3 separate regions of the Homo sapiens genome follow, and all the other regions are linked to region 1. A link is a contact called in ENCODE Hi-C or POLR2A ChIA-PET data. All regions are on one chromosome and are shown on one strand. Each heading gives the region's core, a stretch centred on a gene start or an enhancer-like site at or near the end of the contact. The rest is flanking DNA. Distances are from core to core; before and after follow the strand shown.

Evidence for each region. Hi-C counts contacts between places; a loop is a spot of excess contacts on that map. ChIA-PET counts read pairs that join two places held with the same protein, here RNA polymerase II (POLR2A). Pooled maps may share reads with other maps.
Region 2: a loop to region 1 is called in a map of gastrocnemius medialis, with 10 times the contacts of the local background. The contact joins the promoter of ABI1 here to the promoter of BAMBI in region 1. A Hi-C loop is called at or near these places in 2 of 168 maps with a recorded cell type or tissue (gastrocnemius medialis and naive thymus-derived CD4-positive, alpha-beta T cell) and 8 of 50 pooled maps.
Region 3: a loop to region 1 is called in a map of naive thymus-derived CD4-positive, alpha-beta T cell, with 20 times the contacts of the local background. The contact joins the promoter of YME1L1 here to the promoter of BAMBI in region 1. A Hi-C loop is called at or near these places in 1 of 168 maps with a recorded cell type or tissue (naive thymus-derived CD4-positive, alpha-beta T cell) and 5 of 50 pooled maps. POLR2A ChIA-PET finds 5 or more read pairs at or near these places in 1 of 52 experiments (activated B cell).

Annotation. Positions count from the first base shown.
Region 1 is chr10:28,675,761-28,679,266 of GRCh38, forward strand. BAMBI (BMP and activin membrane bound inhibitor) reads left to right here and starts at 1,761. Exons shown (of 3, transcript NM_012342.3): 1 at 1,761-2,213. The coding sequence starts at 2,138. RefSeq lists silencers at 1,229-1,788, 2,514-2,658.
Region 2 is chr10:26,859,421-26,862,926 of GRCh38, forward strand. It overlaps ABI1 (abl interactor 1), which reads right to left and starts at 1,538. Exons shown (of 11, transcript NM_001012750.3): 1 at 1,327-1,538. The coding sequence starts at 1,443. RefSeq lists silencers at 911-1,060, 1,171-1,260 and an enhancer at 1,581-1,780.
Region 3 is chr10:27,152,401-27,155,906 of GRCh38, forward strand. YME1L1 (YME1 like 1 ATPase) reads right to left here and starts at 1,984. Exons shown (of 19, transcript NM_014263.4): 1 at 1,778-1,984. The coding sequence starts at 1,810. It overlaps MASTL (microtubule associated serine/threonine kinase like), which reads left to right and starts at 2,952. Exons shown (of 12, transcript NM_001172303.3): 1 at 2,952-3,212. The coding sequence starts at 3,027. RefSeq lists enhancers at 2,714-2,773, 3,394-3,506 and silencers at 2,834-3,043, 2,841-3,039.

The sequences.
Region 1 (3,506 bases), core at 511-3,010:
AGCCAGGCGTGGAGACAGGTGCCTGTAATCCCAGCTACTCAGGAGGCTGAGGCAGGAGAATGGCTTGAACCCGGGAGGCGGAAGGTTGCAGTGAGCCGAGATCGCGCCACTGTACTCCAGCCTGGGCGACAGTGCCAGACTCGTCTCAAAAAAAAAAAAAAAAAAAAAAAAAGTCTTGTCTGCATAAAACCCTTACAATTGTTAACTTGTCAAGGTTCTAGTAGCCAGGAAGTTCTAATCAAACTCGGCCCCAGGACTGCCTTGTCAGCACGCCCCTTGAGAAACTTTTCTGAGAAACCTGCTGTTTACCTGGTGCCCTAACCAGTTTAATTTTCTTTTAAAACTTCTACTGGATTTCTCCTTCTCTCCTTTTAGATGCAATTTTGATCTAGAGAAGTAATGGTCTGAGCATCAGTTTATGAAATTATTTTATTTTTCTGCACATAAACATTATTTTTCAAAGACAATTTCATTAACTACATCCTGCAGCTCTGCAGACTTTCAACAACTTTAAAAGGTTAGGCGTTTGAGATATGTTCGCCTTGACTTTCAGTCCTCAAGACATATGTACATTTTTCTTAGTCTCAAAGCTCATGTCTGCACTCTAGTCCTAAAGGATTTGTCTTTATAATTCTCACCTTAGCATGAAATGTGCTTCTCTTTCTTTCCTTCCCCACCCCCCACCCCCTTTTGACATATCCGGTAGGGAAGCTCTGGCAGATTCTCAAGAAGAATTTTGCAAATGGTCGACTTTTGTTCATCTCAGGTTTTGGAGGGAGAGGATAAAAGAACATTCCCTCAGATAATGAGTTTTAACCTTAATTCCTTCCAAAGCGGAGGGGGAAACAAAACTACAGCAAGACCACCTTGAGTACCTTGGGAAGGGCAGCCCCGCGATCCCTAATAAATGAATTAGCATCTCAAGGAGGAGATCACTGCGGGGCTGATATTGATCAGGGTCAGCCGGCGTGTTTGCCAGCCATTGTTTGGGGGGTGGTTAATTGAGTGTCAGTCTCGGCCAGTGTCGTCTCGTTGGCGCCGGGTGCTTTTGGATTTGCTAATTTTCGTTAAGTGTCTCTAGCCCGCTACTCGTCCCGCGTACCCGGGAGAACCTAGCGGCTCCTAACGGATCAACAGTCAGTCTGTCTGGGCTTTATTGATCCCATGGCGGGCAGCTCGAGGCGGACACGCTGAGGGGGTGGGGGGCGAAGGCTGAATGCAGACCCCAGCGCTGGGCCGCCTCCCCCGGGCTCCCACCCGAACCCTCCTCCGCCACCTGCACAGGCCGGGGCATTGTCACTCGCCCCTGGGGGTTCCAGAAAACGCAGTGCGGCCGGGGAGGACGACCACACGGACCCCCTGCGTGTTTCGGGGGGCACCCAAAAGAAGCCCCGCGCTGGGGAACGCTGACCACCCGAGGCTGAGCCGTCAGGGTCTCGGAGGCGGGTTCCCGAGCCGGTCCCGGGGCTGGGCTCCCCCGGCGCCTCGCGAAGGTCACTGACGCGCAGGCCTCCGCAAGGGGGAGCGCGGGAGACGGCAGCGCACCAGCCGGGCGCCCCAGCCGGGCGCCCCAGACGCCGGCGCCGCTCGGAGCCGCCGGGCAGGTCCCCCAGCGCTCGCGTCTGGGCCCGCCCCCCGCTGCGGGGCGGATTGACAGGAGCCCGGCGGCCAATCGGACGCCGTGGGGCGGGGCGAGGCGGGGCGGTGCAGGCCGGCTCCCGGCGCGGGGCGCTATTTACGGCGCGGAGCCGGAGAGACCTGGGCTGGCGCGGGCGGGAGCTGCGGCGGATACCCTTGCGTGCTGTGGAGACCCTACTCTCTTCGCTGAGAACGGCCGCTAGCGGGGACTGAAGGCCGGGAGCCCACTCCCGACCCGGGGCTAGCGTGCGTCCCTAGAGTCGAGCGGGGCAAGGGAGCCAGTGGCCGCCGACGGGGGACCGGGAAACTTTTCTGGGCTCCTGGGCGCGCCCTGTAGCCGCGCTCCATGCTCCGGCAGCGGCCCGAAACCCAGCCCCGCCGCTGACGGCGCCCGCCGCTCCGGGCAGGGCCCATGCCCTGCGCGCTCCGGGGGTCGTAGGCTGCCGCCGAGCCGGGGCTCCGGAAGCCGGCGGGGGCGCCGCGGCCGTGCGGGGCGTCAATGGATCGCCACTCCAGCTACATCTTCATCTGGCTGCAGCTGGAGCTCTGCGCCATGGCCGTGCTGCTCACCAAAGGTGGGTGCCGGGGGCGCACGGGGCCCGGGGTCCCGTCCTCGCCGCGGGGCTTTGGAGCCGGCTGCAGAGGCTTTGTTAGCGGCAGGCGAGGCTCCCTCCTGCGCCGGAGCCGCAGGTCGCGACAAGTTGCTGTGTTCTTAGAAGTCGCGGCGGTGGCCTGGCGCGTGGATGCGGACTCCGATCTAAGGGCAGGCGCTGATCAGAGGGTCCTCCTGGCTCTGCCTGCGGGGAGCGGCGCGTTTGCAGCCCAGCGGGGAGCGGGGCCGGAGTCTCGGCCTCGACGCCGCCGCTTCCGCACCCTGGGGGCTCGGGCGGCCGGGAGGAATCGCAGATCCTGGCCTGTAGCTGCCGCGTGCCCTCAGCGTGTCTGTGTGAGTGCCTCAGGGTGTATTTCTGTGAGTGTGTCTCTGAGTCTCAGTATCCCTAAATGCATTTTTGTGTCTCTGAGTGTCGTTGTGTTTCTGAAAGTGTGTCTGAACCTCTGTATCACTCAGCGTATCTCTGTGTCTCTTTGAATGTATCTCTGAATGCATTTCTGTGTCTCTTTCTGAGTCTTTGTGTCTCTGAATGTGTGAGTCTCTGTATCTCTGATCTTGAGTGTGTCTTTCTGAATGCATTTCTGTGTCTGTCTCTAAGTGTCTTTGTATCTCTGAATGTGCATCTGAGTCTCTGTGTGAGTGTGTCTCTGCGTACATCTCTCTGTGTGCGAGCGAGTGTGTGGGTCTCCCTGAGAGTTTAGGTGTCCGAGGTGTGCAGAAGTGTGTGTTGTGTTGCTTTTCAGCAGCCGGGAGGAGTAGGCTCTGTCAGCGTCTCACTGCCACTCACCTCATATTTTACAAACAGGACCAAAAAAAAAAAAAAGGCAGCGGGTCAGTTTCTTCTTTCCTCTGCAGGCTTTCACCTTTTAGAAAGAAATAACCCGAACTGTCTCCGAATTTCAAGGTTCTCCTCACCTCCCTGCTGTGAAATCTACCTACTGTTCTGTGAACAGATAATTTTTTTAAGTAGGAAGCAGTTTAGTCTTTGCAGCCCCCTACTTCTCTTTAATTGCTATGTAGCAGGCATGAGGTTAAAGCATAAGCTAGCCCAGCGAGGATGATGTGCTACAGTATTTATTTATTTTGGAAGGAAGGGTGTAATTAACCCTAAATAACAGCCCTTGTGGCTTGCAGAGGGGAGCCTCCTGGCCCTATCAAAGGCGGGCAGAACAGGGAGGGACTGAGGCTGACATGAAGTCACAGATACCGAAACTATGTGCCTGATAATGATATAATTAGGGGATCAGAGATTTCT
Region 2 (3,506 bases), core at 288-2,787, 1.8 Mb before region 1:
GACATTTCTATAAACAATTTAGTTCTGAATTGCAATAACCCTAACCTTTCAAAGCACGTTTTGGCCTTGCCTTACCAAAAGCAAGAGCATTCCTGGTGCCTTTATATTTATACAAAGGACTGTGCTACTTTGTTTCTAGCGCAAACTGTTGGTTTACACAGTTAAAGATCTTCAAAACAAACTACCACACACAATTCACTTCCAATCATCCAAAGAGAAACGAACAAACAAGCATCTGTCACAAAGTCCCAAGAGTTTTCTAATTTACAATAACAGATATTTTTACGTTGTAGTTCAGAGGCTACCTCTGTTCGTTTCTGTATTTGGATTCACATACTATACATTTACTTAGCTTGTTAAGAGAGAAACCTCAGAAAATAAGCAACCGGCGATGACACCAGTCTATTTTAAGTTACTTATGAAGCCTACAGCTCAAGAACTTTTGGGAGAAGGGAGGGTAAGCCGTTTTTCCAAGGAGTTAAGAACAATTCGTGTTTGATAATTAATGATAGCAGCCCTAACAACCTCTTAGAATACATTATGGTGGGGCGGAAGTGAAAACGATGAGAGGGGGAAAAAAATAAAAAAAACCCGACTTGAAAATGGACAAGCAGACAGATTTACAAACCTTCAATTAAAGGAATTTTAAGATGAACTTCTCTCAAACGCCCTCCCTCACTCCCCACACCCGCTTCCTCCTCTCCTCCGGGAGGTCGGTGTAATGTGACTCATGACAAATTTTTTTTAAATAAATAAATAAATAAAAGACACACCCTCTGGGGGCTGAAACTGACATAATCGCCCCCACCCCACCCTCCGCCGACACACAACACACACCCCGCTGGTCCTCTCCCTTCTGCGGCTTCAGCCTCGTCCCTGCCCTCTCCTCTCCCCTCTCCCGTCCTGGACCTCCTCTCCCGGCGCAGAGAGGCGGCGCGGCGGCAGCTCGGGGGTATTCCGGGACTCCAGCCCTGCGGACTGGAGGCTACCTGGGGGGCGCGCGACCCCGGTGGCCGGGCCCTGGGGGAAGCGGACGCGAGGGGGGCGCCGGGCTGCGGCAGCGGCGGGCTCCCGGCTCCCTCGCCCATTTTCTCTCTCCCCTTCTATCGGTTTCCACCACCACAGCCACTTCCTGTATCGCAGCCCGACTCCCTCAGCCCGGCCACTCGCTCTGTCCCCGGTTGGGGCTGGGGTTGGGGCTGCGGTAGGGGCTCGGGTTGGTGGCAGCCGCTGAGGTCAGGGCAGTTCCCCACCCCGCCCAGTGGGCTGGTCACTCCGGCGGGTCCTCGACCCGGCCAGCGCCCGCCGGCCGCCAGAGCGCCTCACCTGTATGTAGTTGTTTTCACAGTAGTCTGCCACCCGAGTCAGGTTCTGGTAACTCTCGATCAGCGCCCTCTTGCCAGACGGGATCTCCTCCTCTAGTAACATCTGCAGCTCTGCCATTTTCCACCCCTCTGCATCGCTTCCTCTCGCGTTAAAGAGACAGAGGCAGCAAGGTCCGCCGAGGCTCCGAGCACCTCACAGCCCGGATACAAACCGCCTACCCGCCCTCCCGCCTGGTATTGTGGGACGGCACCTCCTCCCCTTCCTCCTCACTCTCTCCAGCCCCCCTCCACCCCCTTCGTGCAGCCGCCTGAACCTCGTTCTCTCGCGAGCGTTTATTTCTCCCACCCCCACGGACCGCGGGATTTTTTTTTTCTTTCGCACTGTCTTCTGGGAATTGTAGTCTCTCCTAGGCTAGGCGGCCCGTCCAAAGCGCATGCGCCCAGACACCTCCGAAAACCAACGCGGCAGAGCGCAGAAAGCGGAGACCGAGGGTGGAGGGAGGGGGCGGTGTTGGGGGGAAGTCCGGAGTTTCCTCACAGCTCCGGAAGGTGGCGCCACAGGGTGATACTGGGGGAATGAAATCGGTTCCCCAAGTTTCATGTGAAACTTGGCAGAACTTGGTTAATTAGGAAATGTCAGTGAATCAAGGACACCCATTCAGAGAAGGATTAAAAAGGGGACAGAGTACGGAAAACTAGATTTTTACTTCCTCTGCCTTCTTAGAAATAAAGCGAGTCAGGCTTTACTTTCTGAAGTTCCGCCCCCATCAATTCATTTAAAATTTAGCAAACATTTCTTGATTGCCAGCTGTTTACCAAGCAGCGTACTAGACACTGGGGGTACAAGTTGAGTACGAATACTCCGTACCCTTAAAGACTCAATTATAAAATAAACATACATAGCTTGTAGTGCTTTCCTGTCCTAATTTCTCTTTTCTCTGACTCTCCTTATCATGTAATCTTCCTACACTTTTAAGGTCATGTGCACGTTTTTTTAGGGGTGGGAGTTGTTTGCTTGTTTGAGACAGGATCTCACTGTTACCCAGCCTGGAGTACAGGGGCACAATCATGGGTCTCTGCAGCCTAGACCTCCTAAAGTCAAGCGATCCTCCTGCCTCAGCCTCCAGAGTAACTGGGACTACAAGCGTCGGTCACTACACCTGGCTGAGCTTTTTAATTTTTTATAGCGACAGGGATCAAATTATGTTGCCCTCGCTCGTCTCGAACCCCTGGCCTCAAGCAATCCTTCTGCCTCAACCTCCCAAACTGCTAGGATTACAATCATGAGCCACCCACCCTGATCCTTCGTTTTTTGCTCCTGGATTTTTGTTTTGTTTTGTTTTTATCACCTGCTTTGGAATAGTCTCAAAAGGCCCTATATTTCAAGCTCTTCACTTCAACAGGAACATTAAATGCTTCGGATATAATCAGCTATGAAAAGTGTTGTCCAAAGACTTTGGACATATGTTCATGTATCTCCATAAAGTCATTTAGAATCAAAATAACTAGGAGTAAAAACATCACTCAACCAAATTAAAAATTGCCAGCACCAGGTATTTATTGAATATTGCCTTTACTGGGGCCTTATTCAGGGCCCCAGGGAACCAGTTTCCCTCTTCGACCTCTGAAAGGAAAAACTCAGTTTCCTACTAAAAACGTTAACTTCCCCTTGCCACCAGATTCTCCATCAAGGAATCTATCAAAAGATAACTATTATACCTATTCCAGATATTATGGAAAGTAATACATTTATTATCTGGAATAGGTGTAATAGTTATCTTTTGATATTTATCGTTAACCCAAACACGACTTAATCCAAGTTATTAAAATTTAATGTATTATTGATCTTGGTCTCTACTTGAGGTTTAACTGTAGAAATCACTCAGTTTGTATATATTCAAATATTGACACATTTCAACAACATTGGGGAAGTGATTAGGGAGGTGATACTAATTTACTATTTTCAACGTACTGTCCATGCAGTTGAGCAATGAATGAATAATAATGATGATGATGATAAATACAAATAAAAAGTACTGTCAGATTTCTTCTCACAACTCTGAGAGACAGATAATATAAATATTATTTTCCTTCCTTATCAAATAAGGAAATTTAAGCTTAGATAGGTTAAGGAGTTTAGCTAAGGGCACTGAAAATGCCGTCAAGTTTCCTAGGTTACTG
Region 3 (3,506 bases), core at 734-3,233, 1.5 Mb before region 1:
TTCAAAGCAAGAAATGCCTGAGAGTCCTCACTATATTTGAGCCCTGTTAAGACTGCCTAGGGTACATAAAAATCCCTTTATCATCTCTACCAACATCACATACTACTAACTGTCCATTCAGTTGATGGTAAATTCTCCTAAAATCAGGCCTCTTGATGTGAACTAAGGCAAAGAGTTGAGTTTCAAAAACTTCAATACCATATTCAATAGGCCATGTCAGACTTCTTTTTCAAACAATTACTAGGACTTCTCCAGACACTGTCATCTTGGTAAATAGCACCTTCAATGCATTCATCTGATCAAACCCAGAAACACCTCTCCCCATCATCTCTCTGATCTCTCATGCAATTCCACTTTCTTCAAAATATATCTCATTCTCTTCTTTCCATAACCACTGCAACAGCTTTAATTGGGGGGTGGGTGGGTATTTTTAGCTGATAACATCTTCCACTCTTGCCCTCTCCTATTCTCCATATAGCAAAAGCCAGTCATCTCTTAAAAATGAAAATCTAATCATGTTTTAAAACTTTCAATGGTTCCCAATACACTTAAAATGAAATCAGCCATAATATATCCTTTACTCCCTGTATGATCTGCCTCAAGTCTTTTCTCCAACCTCTTCTGTCACTACCCCCTTTAACTACTATGTTCTAGCCACACTAGCCTTATTTTTGTTCCTTCAACCTGCTAAACCCTTTCCTAACTCAGGACCTCCAGGTATTTTTCTGTATGCCTGTGATACCTGTTCACTCTTCACCTTGCTAAGTCCTACTCATATTTACTTCATATCAATATTAAGAGAAGATTCCACATTTGCTTTGCTCACCTGGTACATAACTGATGCCCAATAACAAGCAGCTGCTTCAGTTTGTTAGCCAGTACTAGCACAAAAAATTAAAAATTCTTAAAATGAGGGGGAGTAAAAGTTACACAAAGGAACACAATCATATGCTTAAATCAAGAACCTAAGAGTGTCGATTTTCTTAAAAATTATGTTTTAAAAAAACTCAATGTTTTAAAAACTATTTCTTTGCAAAACTGTAGGAACTCTCAAAAAATCTATTAAAATGTTACCATCAAAAAAAGAGACTGGAATGAAGCAAGAATAAAACATTGTCACAAGTGATTGCCCAAGAGCGTAATGAAAACCCTTGAAATCATTTTTCTCTTCACTACCTTTTGTTTTACAAAACGATGAGGATGAGGCTGAATCAAAATTTTAACTGCAAACAGTTTACGACTCGGAAATACACATTTTAGTTACTTCTGGTCAAAATGAGAAAAAAACTTGCATGGCTGGCCATCCGAAATATTATACCATGTTTGGGTTAAATTTAAATTCCATTTAAAAGGAAATAAAGAGCAGGGGATAGGGGCTGTGAACACTAAAGCCACTGGAAAGTCGGAAAAAAGGGAACATTACCTGCTCCCTTTAATGTATGGTACAGACATTTTCCCACCCCAGAACGCCGGACACTGAACAATGCCGGACGGATTCTCTAGCAGAAATTCCACGCAATCAGTTCGATAAGCCAGGGTCTCTCTCTATCACTGAGCTCACATCCCGCCTCTGCCCTCAACAGCTTCATCGTCAGCACTGAAGTCTCCGGCCCACTCTCAGCGTCGTCCCCTGATCCACTCCTCAATCCTGGGATTCGCATTGAGTACATCACTTCATTTCTAGAGTCCCTTCTGAGAAATCGCTTCCACGAGCGCAATTTGCAAACAGCCACGGGCAGGGCGGGAGGAAAAAAAATGGGCTGAATGCCTGGCTTACCTGGGGTTGCACCGTGCTCGACAAGGAAAACATCTCCGGCGGGCCCTCAGCGACCTCACCCGCCTGCCGAAACTGTGCCCCTCTGTCCACGGCCCGGCGGGGAGGCGCTGAGCCCTTCTTTTTTCCTTTTTCTCCGACCCGTTGCCCCTCACTCCTCCCAGAAACGGAAAATGGCCTCCCCTTCCTACAGCTACTGCAACGACAGACAATCCGCCCCGGAAGGCGAGGCGCTAACTCAACAGTACTTCCGGGGCAAGTGAGCGCCCACAAGGCCAAGTGCCTGCGCGTTCTTTCCCGCGGAAGTAGTTGACATTTACAAGGAGCAGCGCCCCCAAAGGTCTTTAGCTGTTTTTTAAGGGGAGAACAGCCTTTACCCTCTTTGGACTTTTTCTTCGTTTTTTTTTTTTTTGGAGACGGAGTTTCGTTCTTTCGCCCAGGCTGGCGTACAGTGGCGCGATCTCGGCTCACTGCAACCTCTGCTCCCCGGGTTCAAGCGATTCTCCTGCCTCAGCCTCCCGAGTAGCTGGGATTACAGGTGCCCGCCACCACGCCCGGCTGATTTCCTCTTAAGACTTTCTACAGCTTCCTTATGAAATCTTCTGACTGGGCCTTGAGCAATAAGGTCTTTTGCTACAATTTAGTGCTCTTTTCCTCACACTAAATCGAAAACTCTCCCTGTTGGTCCTGATCTGTTTCAGTCAGGCAAATTACATCCTGGGAAAACGTCAGATGACAGGGGAGGCCACTCGCTTCCTGCTCATCCAGTTTCGACACTTTCTGTGCTTTCATTAGCTTCCAGACCTCAGCCCTGGCCCTCGCTTTACTGTACAGTCAGAACTGGTTTCTACGCCTCGCGAGGGTGGGAGGTCGTGTATGGGAGGAGGACCGCTTCCCACCAGCCTCGTTGGGAAGCCAGGAGAAATCTCTTCAAATCCTGCGATTCAGAGTCAAGTCCCAGTCGTCCTTTTTCTGGTCGGCCCAGAACTGTTTGTGCCTCCTCCCTCATGAGGAATGATGTCAGTGGGGCCGCGGTCGCCGCCCACGAAGAGTGTAAGGCTGCGAAGTCGGGGCTTTCCCGACGCCCCCTCCGTCCGCGTCTGCGTAGGGGAGGTGACGAGGGCGGGGCGCGGCGGCGGGGTGACGTCACGGCCGCGCGCGGCGTGGGCGGAGCCTCACTTTGAACCCAGTTGGCGGGAGTGGCTGCTCGCGGAGGGGCAGTGTCTGCGGGGCCGCTGTATGCTGTCCAGCGATGGATCCCACCGCGGGAAGCAAGAAGGAGCCTGGAGGAGGCGCGGCGACTGAGGAGGGCGTGAATAGGATCGCAGTGCCAAAACCGCCCTCCATTGAGGAATTCAGCATAGTGAAGCCCATTAGCCGGGGCGCCTTCGGGAAAGTGTATCTGGGGCAGAAAGGCGGCAAATTGTATGCAGTAAAGGTAGGAAGTCAACGAGTAGCAAGGAAGGGGTTAGGCCCTTCGGCCCTCCTTCCTGCCCCACCGGCTTGGGCAGGCCCCGGGGTTGCTGGAGCGAGGAGTCTGGGTGGCCTGGCTTGCTGAAGCCTCCAGAGCCCTGCGAGCTGACTTCTTTTTGGGGCGACATCAGCGGTCGGGTCGGGTGTCTCGCCTCTGTTCCGCCCTTCCCTCCATATCTCAGATGCCCAGTGAGAACAGCAAAGTTTGACTCTCTTCTCCCTGCCCAGCGTTAGCAAATGAGGAAACTGAGGCCAAAGG